Regions from separate parts of the Homo sapiens genome. Here all the other regions are linked to region 1. A link is a contact called in ENCODE Hi-C or POLR2A ChIA-PET data. All regions are on one chromosome and are shown on one strand. The core of a region is the stretch at or near the end of the contact, and the rest is flanking DNA. Distances in the headings are between cores, read along the strand shown. Region 1 overlaps LOC105373714 (a long non-coding RNA gene). Region 2 overlaps CCDC148 (coiled-coil domain containing 148). Region 3 has its middle 40 kb from the start of CYTIP. Region 4 holds the start of ACVR1C (activin A receptor type 1C).

Region 1 (2,700 bases), core at 136-2,635:
GTGAGAGGAGCCACAAGGAGGCTGTGGAAGTGGGAGTTGATTCTTGGGTTTAAAGACTTTTTTTGGTTTGTTTTTGTTTTTGAGAGAAGGTCTTGCTCTGTTGCCTAGGCTAGAGTGCAGTGGTATGATCATAGCCCACTGCAGCCTCAACCTCCCGGGCTCAAGCAATCCTCCCACCTCAGCCTTCTGAGTAGCTGGGACTACATGTGCACCATGCCCAACTGATTTTTGTATTTTTTGTAGAGACGGGGTTTCACCACATTGCCCAGGCTGGTCTTGAGCTCCTGGACTCAACCAATCTGCCTGCCTCAGCCTCTCAAAGTGCTGGGCTTGCAGGCATGAGCCACCATGTCTGGTCTTTCTCTTTCTGTCTGTCTGGCTTGCTTGCTTGCTTGCTTGCTTGCTTGCTTGCTTGCTTGCTTGCTTGCTTCCTTTCTTCTGTTCTTCCTTTCACTGCTTCTCTTTTTTTTTTTTTTTTTTTTTGACAAACTCAGTCATAAAGTCTTTGGTGAATGAAAAAGAAAGTGAAAGATTAAAGGGAAGAGCAGTAACTGAAAAACAGGTGCCGTGGTGCACACTTGTAGTTCAAGCTACTTGGGAGGCTGAGATGGGAGGATTGCTTGGACCCAGGAGTTCGAGGTTGCAGTGAACTATGAAAAAAAAAAGATCACTGAAGATGGATCAGAAATGGCAGATTTATAGACCTATGTGAGGCAAAAAAAGAATGGAAAGAAAAGGAAGGAAGGAGGCCAGGCACAGTGGCTCATGTCTGTAATCCCAGCACTTTAGGAGGCCGAGGCTGGTGGATCATGAGGTCAGGAGATTGAGACCATCCTGGGTAACATGGTGAAACCCCATCTGTACTCAAAATACAAAAAAATTAGTCGGGTGTGGTGGTAGCGCCAGTAATCCCAGCTACTCGGGAGGCTGAGGCAGGAGAATCGCTTGAACCCGGGAGGCGGAGGTTACGGTGAGCCAAGATTGCGCCACTGCACTCCAGCCTGGGTGACAGAGTGAGACTCCCTCTCAAAAATGGAAAGGGAAAGGGAAGGGAAAGGAGAGAGGAAGGGAAGGGGGAGAGAGAGGAAGGAAGGAAGGAAGGAGGAAGGAAAGAAGAAAAAAAAAAGAGGTGATGAGCTGTAATCTCTAGTCAACAAAACCTGACTAGAATGTTGCCTGAGAACTTCTATAAAGGGTCCTGCAGGTTTTTTGAGGAATATGGGTCGGGTGGGGAGTAGCCCATCCTATGGAAATGATACTACTGTTCATATAACTGTTGCCTCTCAGCCATCTAGACTGCTGTTTGGGTGGGCGGGATGGAGAAATACTATTCTGTTAAAACTAAGAGCTTTGAAGTGGAGACAAACACAATCTGGTAGTATCACAGAGGCATTATTCACCCTGATGACTCACACTCTGGCTCCCACACAGCAGAGGCAAGAAGTAACATTAGTGACCTTGAAGATGTTGGCCAAGTATAGACCCAGCATTAAAACCTGAGTTCAAATGAACGTGTGTGTGTGTTTGTGTGTGTGTGTGTGTGTGTGTGTAGAGAGAGACAGAGACAGAAAGAGAGACTAAGAGAATACATGTTAAAGAGAATGTATGGTGAACAATTCTAAAAACCAGTATAAAAACTTCATATTGAAAGAGCTAACTCAACTAAATAATAAGTACTTACAAGGAAATAATCATTATGTGAGTGGGTCTCAGCTCAAAGCATTGATAAAGTTGTTCAGAGCGAGAACATTTAAAAGCATCATTGTTAGTGAGGAGGTAAATAGGAAACCCAGTCCCTATTCCTGGGCTCAAATCTCCCTCATCATTTCCATTCATCATGACTCTTTATGAATCCAGTTTGCTGAAAGTAATGTTTTCTGTGTTCCCAACCACACACTGCTCTATGTTCGGAGCCCTACAGACAAAATTCAAACAGATGCAGTCCCCAGGCCTTTGACAACATGCAATAGAAAGCAGACAATAATAAAAGAATGCATCGGAACCTACAGATGTGCAGGCAGCTGCACAAATGGCAAACAGAGTCATGACCTTAGACCAGATGGTCCCTGTGGCTTAGTAAAAAATTATCAACGTAGAACCCAGGCACAGTTTCAGGTTGATAGAGATAGCTAGTTCCTGGAATTGTACATTGAAACCTCAGAGAAAAATAAAAGCAAAACCAACCATGAAGTCATTTAAAGCTGACGAGAAGAGAGAACTTTAGGAGTTATGTACTAAACAGCTAGAATAGAAAGGGTTTCCAGTTACGGAGTTTGCCACATGGAAAAACCAGGGGATGATAGTGGAGCACACCATTGTAAACAGTGAAGAATCTCATTGGTCACCATGTTTGCATGGACAAAAGAAGAGGACTGGAGTGCAAGGGCTGTAGAGGATGGCTTAAAGGTAGACTTGAGACAAGTGTACTCAGAGTTTGTTTCTCGTTTAAGTTTCCAAAGGTTTTATGGTTATGTTTCGGGTTATATTTGTCCCTCAGCATTTCTTTTTTTTTTCTTTCTTTCTTTTTTTTGAGACAGAACCTCTCTGTGTTACCAGGCTGGAGTACAGATGCGCAATCCCGGCTCACTGCAACCTCCACCTCCCAGGTTCAAGCAATTCTCCTACCTCAGCCTCCCAAGTAGCTGGGACTACAGGCACATGCCACAATGCCCAGCTAATTTTTGTATTTTTAGTAGAGAC
Region 2 (2,700 bases), core at 90-2,589, 290 kb after region 1:
CTGAGTCTAGTGGCTATGACTTAATCTCCTGTGTATCCCCAAGAACTAGCAGAGTGCCTAAAACACAGAAGATATGCACCAATAAATGAAAGAAACATAGAATAAATGATGAGTGAAATTAAAAAGTGATGGAAAGCATTCTATTGAATATCCTAAGCTGTAGGTAAATAACAGGACACAGGAGTTGGCAAAATAAAAATGTAAGAATAAATTAAATATACATTATTCCTTTAAGCCTGTCTAATTAGTCAGTGAGTATGTCTTTGTAAGATATTTAATCATTTGAGAAGCTGGAAGAGAAATTGAATTACTGGAGAACAAATCTAGTGTCAGTTCCTTTTGAGAATAAGGAGCCATGAATGCTAAAAGCCAAACTGAGGCATGACATCCACGACCATGATACAGACTTGCTAGGATCATGATTTTGGAGGGACAGCACAGGCAGAAATAATGTTGGCTTTCAGAAATTATTTATCATGAACTGAAATTTAAAAGGCCACCCAGGCAGATCAGCATTTATTTGCCCAATTGCCTCTAATACATTCATTTATTCAGCACATTTATACAAAGTGCCATATATGTAAATGTATAACAATCATATTTCTGCAAAACAAACCAAAAACCCAGAGCAATTAGAAACACCTATCAAGTAGACAAAGGCAGAGCTTACATCTGGATTTTGAATACTTAGAGGCACCTGTCACTTGCCATCATATGAACTCACTAACAAAAGACATCTGCCATTTGATACTAATTGGGTAATTTGCACAGTGACTCTTGAACTCACAAATGGTTTATGGTAGATATAGTTTAACTCCACAATTAATATGTATTGCATTTAAAAAATCTTCATGAGGCCATATAATCATTTTAACAGTTGTGTAAGAAGGGAACTTTTGTTGAGGGTTTACCTCATAACATTGGAACCTTTCTTTAAATTCTTATGCTAATTTTGTTTGTAAAGCAAAATAATGCTTTTAAAAGTAAGAAAATGATAAGCATGGGTGATTAGTTTTATTGGAGAGGTTTTTTTCAGCTGAAAAATTCTCATAAGACACATAATTCCTGATGCCCAAGGTTTTCATAAATGTGTTTTCAGAATCACAAATACTAAAAGAGGCATTGCTTTAGTATTGAGCTTTAAAAAGACATGCTAATAAAATATACCACCGTGTTATCAAGTCATAATATTTCGGTCTAGTTCTATCTATTTTTAACTTCGGCTACTTATTGTGAGAACTGATTTTAATTGGTCCTCGTTTTTCTGGAGATAGACATCTGTATGATTATGATGATGGAACTGGGTTCCCTTCTTTAGCAGCACTGCTGAACCGAGAGGGCACTGAGACCACAAAAGAAACCACAGTCTTCTCCCTCAAACAAATGATTTAAGTAAATAAGATTAATAAAACATGGCTTCTCTAATGCTGTTTGAAAAATCCCCATTACATTCTCTTTCTTCCTTCCCAGATCTCTCAGAACTTCTGTAGAAAGCAAACATCAAAAGGACCAAAGGTTTTTGTAGTGATTCAGCCGCCCACAGCAAAGAAGTAAACCTTGATTTTCTTTCAGCCTAGGAAATGATCAGCGAAGAGGCTTCACAAACAGCCTCTTTAACATTTGAGGTTAAAAAAGAAAGTCAGTGGAGCAGAACAGTTATTTTCACAAACGCCTTCGGGGTTTTTTCTTCTACTTTTTAAGTAACCCTTCTAATCCCCCCAAGTAAAATATTTTCATTAGCTAAAGTTTTGGCTAGGCATTTTAAACATGCTTTAAAAAAACAAATGATAAAATATATTTATGTATTGGGTGTGACTTTTTCTAGTGCTTTTTTCCTTTGGCTTTCTCAAATGCTGATTTCCTCTGGCTATAGAGTTTCAACTAGCTTCTTTGGTGACTCTGCCAAGTCACACCTACCTTAGCAGTTTCCGTTTTGTCTCAGAATTCAGCTTTTGGAATTGAGCTCCGGAATCACTGTTCCTTTTTTTTCTTTGGAGACAGACAACTCTACAAAGCAGTTCACCCTAGAGTTCTGCCAAGTGAACCCTGGTGTTTGGATTTCAGGAGGAGAGCCCATCTCCAGTGCCTACTTGGGGAACTCTGTTACCTACCCTGTAGTTTTTTCAGGTGAGATGCCAAAGGTTATGTTCAAGAAAGGCAAAGAGAGAGAGATGTGTTGCTTTCATCAACACTCAGACAATAAAGTCAAAGATAGTAAAATTAATTAAATTAACAGGGAACCAACTTTACTGGAAAAGATAAAGCAATAAACTGGACAGAGATTCAGATGAACTTACAAATAATATGTAGATCACTGATAGCCCCCTCTTTTAAAGGAAACATGTATATATCTTCTCGCCAGCTTTATTCAAGTATGGACAGAAATAAACCTCAAGAAACCCTGTCTTTTCCCTTCCTACATTAAGCTAGAGATGTCCATATGGGTCTCTCTTTGGATATCTCTCTCAAAGGAAACAGAGAAATTGCTAGAGGAGGGTCGTGGGCCAGAGAATAAAACAGGCTTCCAACAACTCACGATTTGTAAACTTTAGTCGGATGTCTGGATTATAATTAAATCTAAAACTTGGAAAGCAGCTGGGGAAGGGTAGACAGGCTGAATGAGAAGTAGGGCAGGGTTTACTAAGCAAATCATGGTGTAGGAAAAACAGATAGCTAACTTTTATGAAATTTTATTTTAAT
Region 3 (2,700 bases), core at 198-2,697, 490 kb before region 1:
CTGTCCGTTCTTAGATCTCGAACTCCATACTGGGAGAAGCACTACGCTCTTCAAAGCTGTCAGACAGGGATGTTTAAGTCTGCAGAAGTTTCTGCTGCCTTTTGTTCAGCTATGCCCTGCCCCCAGAGGTGGAGTCTACAGACGCAGGCAAGCCTACTTGAACTGCAGAGGGCTCCTCCCAGTTCGAGCTTCCCTGCCACTTTGTTTACCTACTCAAGCCTCAGCAATGGCAGGTGCCTCTCCCCCACCCTCACTGCCGCCTTGCAGTTCAATCTCAGACTGCTGTGCTAGCAGTGAGCCAGGCACAGGATCTAATCTCCTGGTGTGCCATTTGCTAAGACCATTGAAAAAGTGCAGTATTAGGGTGGAAGTGACCCGATTTTCCAGGTGCCATCTGTCACGGCTTCCCTTGGCTAGGAAAGGGAATTCCCTGACCCCTTGCACTTCCCGGGTGAGGTGATGCCTCGCCCTGCTTCAGCTCACACTCCGTGGGCTGCACCCACTATCCAACAAGCCCCAGTGAAATGAACCCGGTACCTCAGTTGGAAATGCAGAAATCACCCATCTTCTGCATCGCTCACACTGGAAGCTGTAGACTGGAGCTGTTCCTATTCGGCTGTCTTGTAACCTCCCCGACTTGTGGCTTTTTCAATTATCCATTTCTCTTTTCAGAAGTGTGGAAGCACCACCAAGTAAGATCCCAGCATTTTCAAAAGATTTAGGACAGAAAATGGAAACATGATCAATAAAGGTTAGTTTCCAATGCTGAATCTAGCAATCAGGGGCTTAGGAAATTAATTTACATATTGAAGAGATATGATCTTCTGTTCATGCTGATAATGCAGGTTTTACTGGTTAAGCTCAGAATAGGTAAAAATAAAAAGTATTTGCTGGCCTGAAGAAAGAAGTCTGTGGGAAAGTAAAGATGTAAGAAGTGGGAAAGACATGCATTCATTTCAGTTAGAAATACCAGCAAAGAGAAAAAGGAGATAGAAATCATTGGAGGCAAGGGAATTGAGGGAACTCCTTCTAGATGGCTTCCACTTCAGCAGACTAGGAGTCATGGTTACATGCAGAAAATGATGTTGAAAAGCATGGAAATTTCATACATTCATGTTGGAAAATCTAAGAGGAGGTTATTAGGAGGTAGCTTTCTTCTTAAGACACTTTTAATATTTTTGACATTTTTTATCATTTTGCTTATACTCCATCCCGATTACAGTTCACCAACACCAGAGCTAACAGAGAAATTATAAACTTCCAGGGTAGTGTTTCTCAAAACATGGTTCCTAGCTATTAATGCAAGAATCTTTTAGGGAACTTGTTTATACAAAGACTTCTGAAACCCACCCAGGCCTATTCAACAGAATCTCTGGGGCCCAATGCCTGAGAATCTGCACCTTTACGAGTTGCTCAGGTGATTCTGAAGCAGCAAGCCAGCATTTGACGGGAGGCTGCTGTTTTAGAACCACTAGATTAGCTCATGTCTCATCCAGGTAGTCTCATGCATGACTATTCACCCACATCCTGTTTTTAATCAGTGGTTCTGTCTGTAGTTTTGAAACTCAGAATAAAATGTCACATATTGTGGTGAGGAAATAACAACCATGTCTTCAAATACAGCTGGTTGGGATCAGATCCCTACTCATTATCATTTTCTATGTTTTTCCTATTTTTAGTTTATACTTTTAAAATTTACTTACATCATTTATTGATAACCAAAAATGGTAGAGTTATTATAATTAAGCAATTTTTATAATAATAAATAGCATTGTCTAGCAAGCTCATTTCTTTTTTTTATTATTATACTTTAAGTTTTAGGGTACATGTGCACAACATGCAGGTTTGTTACATATGTATACATGTGCCATGTTGGTGTGCTGCACCCATTAACTTGTCATTTAACATTAGGTATATCTCCTAATGCTATCCCTCCCCCCTCCCCCCACCCCACAACAGGCCCCAGTGTGTGATGTTCCCCTTCCTGTGTCCATGTGTTCTCATTGTTCAATTCCCACCTATGAGTGAGAACATGAGGTGTTTGGTTTTTTGTCCTTGCAATAGTTTGCTGAGAATGATGGTTTCCAGCTTCATCCATGTCCCTACAAAGGACATGAACTCATCATTTTTTAAGGCTGCATAGTATTCCATGGTGTATATGTGCCACATTTTCTTAATCCAGTCTATCATTGCTGGACATTTGGGTTTGTTCCAAGTCTTTGCTATTGTGAATAGTGCCACAATAAACATACGTGTGCATATGTCTTTATAGCAGCATGATTTATAATCCTTTGGGTATATACCCAGTAATGGGATTGCTGGGTCAAATGGTATTTCTAGTTCTAGATACTTGAGGAATCACCACACTGACTTCCACAATAGCTGAACTAGTTTACAGTCCCACCAACAGTGTAAAAGTGTTTCTAGTGTAAAAGAGGATTGCTTCACATCCTCTCCAGCACCTGTTGTTCCCTGACTTTTTAATGATCACCATTCTAACTGGTGTGAGATGGTATCTCATTGTGGTTTTGATTTGCATTTCTCTGATGGCCAGTGATGATGAGCATTTTTTCATGTGTCTGTTGGCTGCATAAATGTCTTCTTTTGAGAAGTGTCTGTTCATATCCTTCACCCACTTGTTGATGGGGTTGTTTGTTTTTTTTCTTGTAAATTTGTTTGAGTTCTTTGCAGATTCTGGAT
Region 4 (2,700 bases), core at 182-2,681, 270 kb before region 1:
TAATCCTTTTCAATAATCAAATTTATATTTGAATATTGTATTTAGTGATTCTCTCAGGCCATCTGAAACACTGAAATCTGTACATGACAGCAATCATATCATTCAAATCATTCTCTTGCACATGTCACTAAGAGGAAAACGACCCACCATGAATATAGCTATTAATGTCAAACAGATTGTCATCTGGGAAAACAAAATGCATCAAAATCAGCTTCGGACAAAACACAGCTCTATGGGAAAACACCAGATTTTTATGTGCAAATGTCTTCAATGTCTGATAGAAATTTTTAAAGAATGAGTTAGCAAAGAATCTGCTCCTCCTCTGCATAATCCAGGACAATGTAATGAAAATAGTTTTCGAGGTAAAGGGCTTTTAGTCACAGCATATTATGATTTTACCAAAGATGCATTTGCCCCACTTTCTAGTAAACATTATAAAGAAACGTCTGGCTTCTAGATTGGGTAGAGGGCTCTATTTAGCCTATCAAGGCACAGACCTGTTATAAACTCTGGGGCGCTTGCCAGAATTTTTTTCCCCAGGAACTCTGAGTAAAGATCGTACCTCGAAAGCAATGTGCGTTGCAAACCACACAGATTTAAGCTCCCACTCTCGCCTCCATAGCTTGGCATCTGCGGCTTTTGGGGTATTCCCCGCCTCCTAAAACTCAGACTAAATCACCACCTCCCACCACCACCATGCCACCATCCTTGAGCAGCTCTCAGGGGCTTAGCACAGAGCGCGTCCGACGCATACCTGCAGCCCTCCAGGTCCCTGCAGGGTGAACCCAGCTCCCAGCCATGCGCGCACCCACAAACGCTCTCCTATTTTCTCCGCTGCAAACTGCCCACAAATTAGTCACCCACCTCACCCCTACTACTTATTCCCCCACGTCCCTGCTGCCTTTTCCCTCTTCCGGGCGGCTTCGTCCCCAACACACCTGTCTACCCCTACGGCTGCCAGACGTCAGGTGCCCACGCTGCACCCTATCCCGCGCCCCCTCAATCCGACTGGCGCTTCCCTGTCCGCCCCGAAGGTCAGTTTGCTCGGAGCACCCCCTGTCCCCCACCCCCGTGCTCACCCGCAGACCTCCTCCCAGCTCCCACCCTCGCGGGCGTCGGGAGAGAAACCAGCACCGTACCTGGCGAGAGCTCGGCGGCCGCTGCGAGCAGCAGGAGAGCCTGGCGGAGCGCTGAGCAGAGCGCCCGGGTCATCGCCACCAGGCGGCCGCGCCGGGGCTGCGAGGCCCCAGAGCAGAGCGAGGCAGCCGGGGCAGCACGGCCCGCTTTGAAGTTCCCGGGCCGCGGGAGGGGAGCGCGGCACCGACACCCTTTTGAAGTGCGCGGTTGGCTCTAGTCAGTGTGGGCGCCCCCCTCCCCGGCCGCCCCCATCCCACGCCCCCTGCGGCTGGCGGTGCGCGGCGCTCCTGCCACTGGCCCCGCAGCCGGGCGGGGAGCGGGTGGTGGGGCGGGCGGCAGAGCCCGCCCCTGCCGCGCCTCCGCCCCCTGCGCCCTCTCGCAGCCGCCCGGGCCTGCTGCTGCAGGGCAGGCAGGCAAAGGCGGCCCTGTGCCCGGCAGTGAGATCGCCCAGAGCTGGGGCGAAGAAAGAGGGGGCGTGGGGAAGCAGTGCGGAGCCTCCGGGACTAGATACTCAGGAATGGGGCTTCTCACGGGAGGAAAAGCCCCACTGAGACTTTAGGGAAACTTCAACTACGCGGCGATTGCGCCCAGGTGATCCGCTCTATAACCTCCCGCAGAAGAGCCAGCCTCCTAGCTCTCCTGACGTTTGTTGTCCAGGGTCCTTAAGTCCAACCAGGTTGCGCTGTGAGAGCCCCGCGGGCTTCCTACTGGCTTGTCCCACCCCTGCGTCCTGGCCATTTGTGCCTCTGGGGAAGGGCGCCCTCTCTGTTCATCCCTGGAAATGACCAGTTGTCCGACTGCCTTCTGGACCTATAAGCTTTGGTTTAACAAACTTCATCTCTTCTTGGGTGCCTTTTGGGAACCCTTCCCTCTATGAATGGCGACCAAAGCTGGACCACCTGCGCCAGGTGATGTGGCCATCTACAATGTGTGACCCACGTCTGGTGGTAAAAGACCTCACCTATGGAAGATAATTTCGGCAGCTACAACTTCAGCAATTGAAGAACTAAGGGAACATACACACACACACACACACACACACACACACACACACACACACACGGATTAAGGGAAGGGGAAGAATTGTTTAAAGTAGTATATGAAAAACTTGTTTGAGTATTGTTTAATCCCTAGAGGCTAACTGTCAAACGGGTGCCTGAAAATATAAGGCCTGGATTGTGCCTGAAAATATAAGGACAACGGCAACATTACCAATTTATAGAAATTAAATTCAATTCACCTATGGAGCCTGAACATTAAAGTGAATGGGATTATTTCAATCTGAACAACGCGAAAAAGCAAGAATACAATACTGGTGTTATTACTACTGTTGGGGGTTCCTTGAAAAGTGATAGCGTCATAAAAATTGCTTTAGAGTAAAACATTTCTTGCTTCTTCACCTAGCTCAGGACTAAATTATATGCTAGGTGTTCTAAGTTCTATGAAAGACCTATGGTGAAATGTTGTATGTAATTGACTTTATTATCAAAGGATCACAGTATGGGAGATGAGATGGTTGTTGGACTTTGAGATGTGGGTGGCATCCTGAGGATCTTTTCTGCC

Evidence for each region. Hi-C counts contacts between places; a loop is a spot of excess contacts on that map. ChIA-PET counts read pairs that join two places held with the same protein, here RNA polymerase II (POLR2A). Pooled maps may share reads with other maps.
Region 2: a map with no recorded cell type shows a loop between it and region 1 (19-fold over the local background). The contact joins two enhancer-like sites. A Hi-C loop is called at or near these places in 1 of 168 maps with a recorded cell type or tissue (GM12878), 8 of 37 single-sample maps with no recorded cell type and 13 of 50 pooled maps. POLR2A ChIA-PET finds 5 or more read pairs at or near these places in 1 of 52 experiments (GM12878).
Region 3: a map of CD4-positive, alpha-beta memory T cell shows a loop between it and region 1 (8-fold over the local background). The contact joins two enhancer-like sites. A Hi-C loop is called at or near these places in 2 of 168 maps with a recorded cell type or tissue (CD4-positive, alpha-beta memory T cell and naive thymus-derived CD4-positive, alpha-beta T cell), 4 of 37 single-sample maps with no recorded cell type and 9 of 50 pooled maps. POLR2A ChIA-PET finds 5 or more read pairs at or near these places in 7 of 52 experiments (CD4-positive, alpha-beta memory T cell, T-cell, activated CD4-positive, alpha-beta T cell and 4 more).
Region 4: a map of CD8-positive, alpha-beta T cell shows a loop between it and region 1 (4-fold over the local background). The contact joins the promoter of ACVR1C here to the enhancer-like site in region 1. A Hi-C loop is called at or near these places in 5 of 168 maps with a recorded cell type or tissue (CD4-positive, alpha-beta T cell, CD4-positive, alpha-beta memory T cell, CD8-positive, alpha-beta T cell and 1 more), 1 of 37 single-sample maps with no recorded cell type and 11 of 50 pooled maps. POLR2A ChIA-PET finds 5 or more read pairs at or near these places in 2 of 52 experiments (activated T-cell and naive thymus-derived CD8-positive, alpha-beta T cell).

The regions. Positions count from the first base shown.
Region 1 is chr2:157,897,331-157,900,030 of GRCh38, forward strand. The region is part of intron 1 of LOC105373714 (a long non-coding RNA gene); the gene reads left to right. Among named protein-coding and RNA genes, the nearest start is that of ACVR1, 22 kb to the left of the region's middle. Within about 2 kb of position 1,386, at least 6 of the 41 ENCODE cell types and tissues checked have a DNase peak (open chromatin) inside an H3K27ac peak, as active enhancers do; they include CD4-positive, alpha-beta T cell and CD8-positive, alpha-beta T cell, where a contact is called at or near this core.
Region 2 is chr2:158,189,817-158,192,516 of GRCh38, forward strand. The region is part of intron 11 of CCDC148 (coiled-coil domain containing 148); the gene reads right to left. All of the region lies in intron 3 of CCDC148-AS1 (CCDC148 antisense RNA 1), which reads left to right. Among named protein-coding and RNA genes, the nearest start is that of CCDC148-AS1, 25 kb to the left of the region's middle. RefSeq lists an enhancer at 1,560-1,719. Within about 2 kb of position 1,340, at least 2 of the 41 ENCODE cell types and tissues checked have a DNase peak (open chromatin) inside an H3K27ac peak, as active enhancers do.
Region 3 is chr2:157,403,069-157,405,768 of GRCh38, forward strand. No RefSeq gene overlaps it. Among named protein-coding and RNA genes, the nearest start is that of CYTIP, 40 kb to the right of the region's middle. RefSeq lists silencers at 1,461-1,510, 1,541-1,640. Within about 2 kb of position 1,448, at least 6 of the 41 ENCODE cell types and tissues checked have a DNase peak (open chromatin) inside an H3K27ac peak, as active enhancers do.
Region 4 is chr2:157,627,433-157,630,132 of GRCh38, forward strand. It overlaps ACVR1C (activin A receptor type 1C), which reads right to left and starts at 1,432. Exons shown (of 9, transcript NM_145259.3): 1 at 1,140-1,432. The coding sequence starts at 1,212. RefSeq lists a silencer at 1,147-1,376.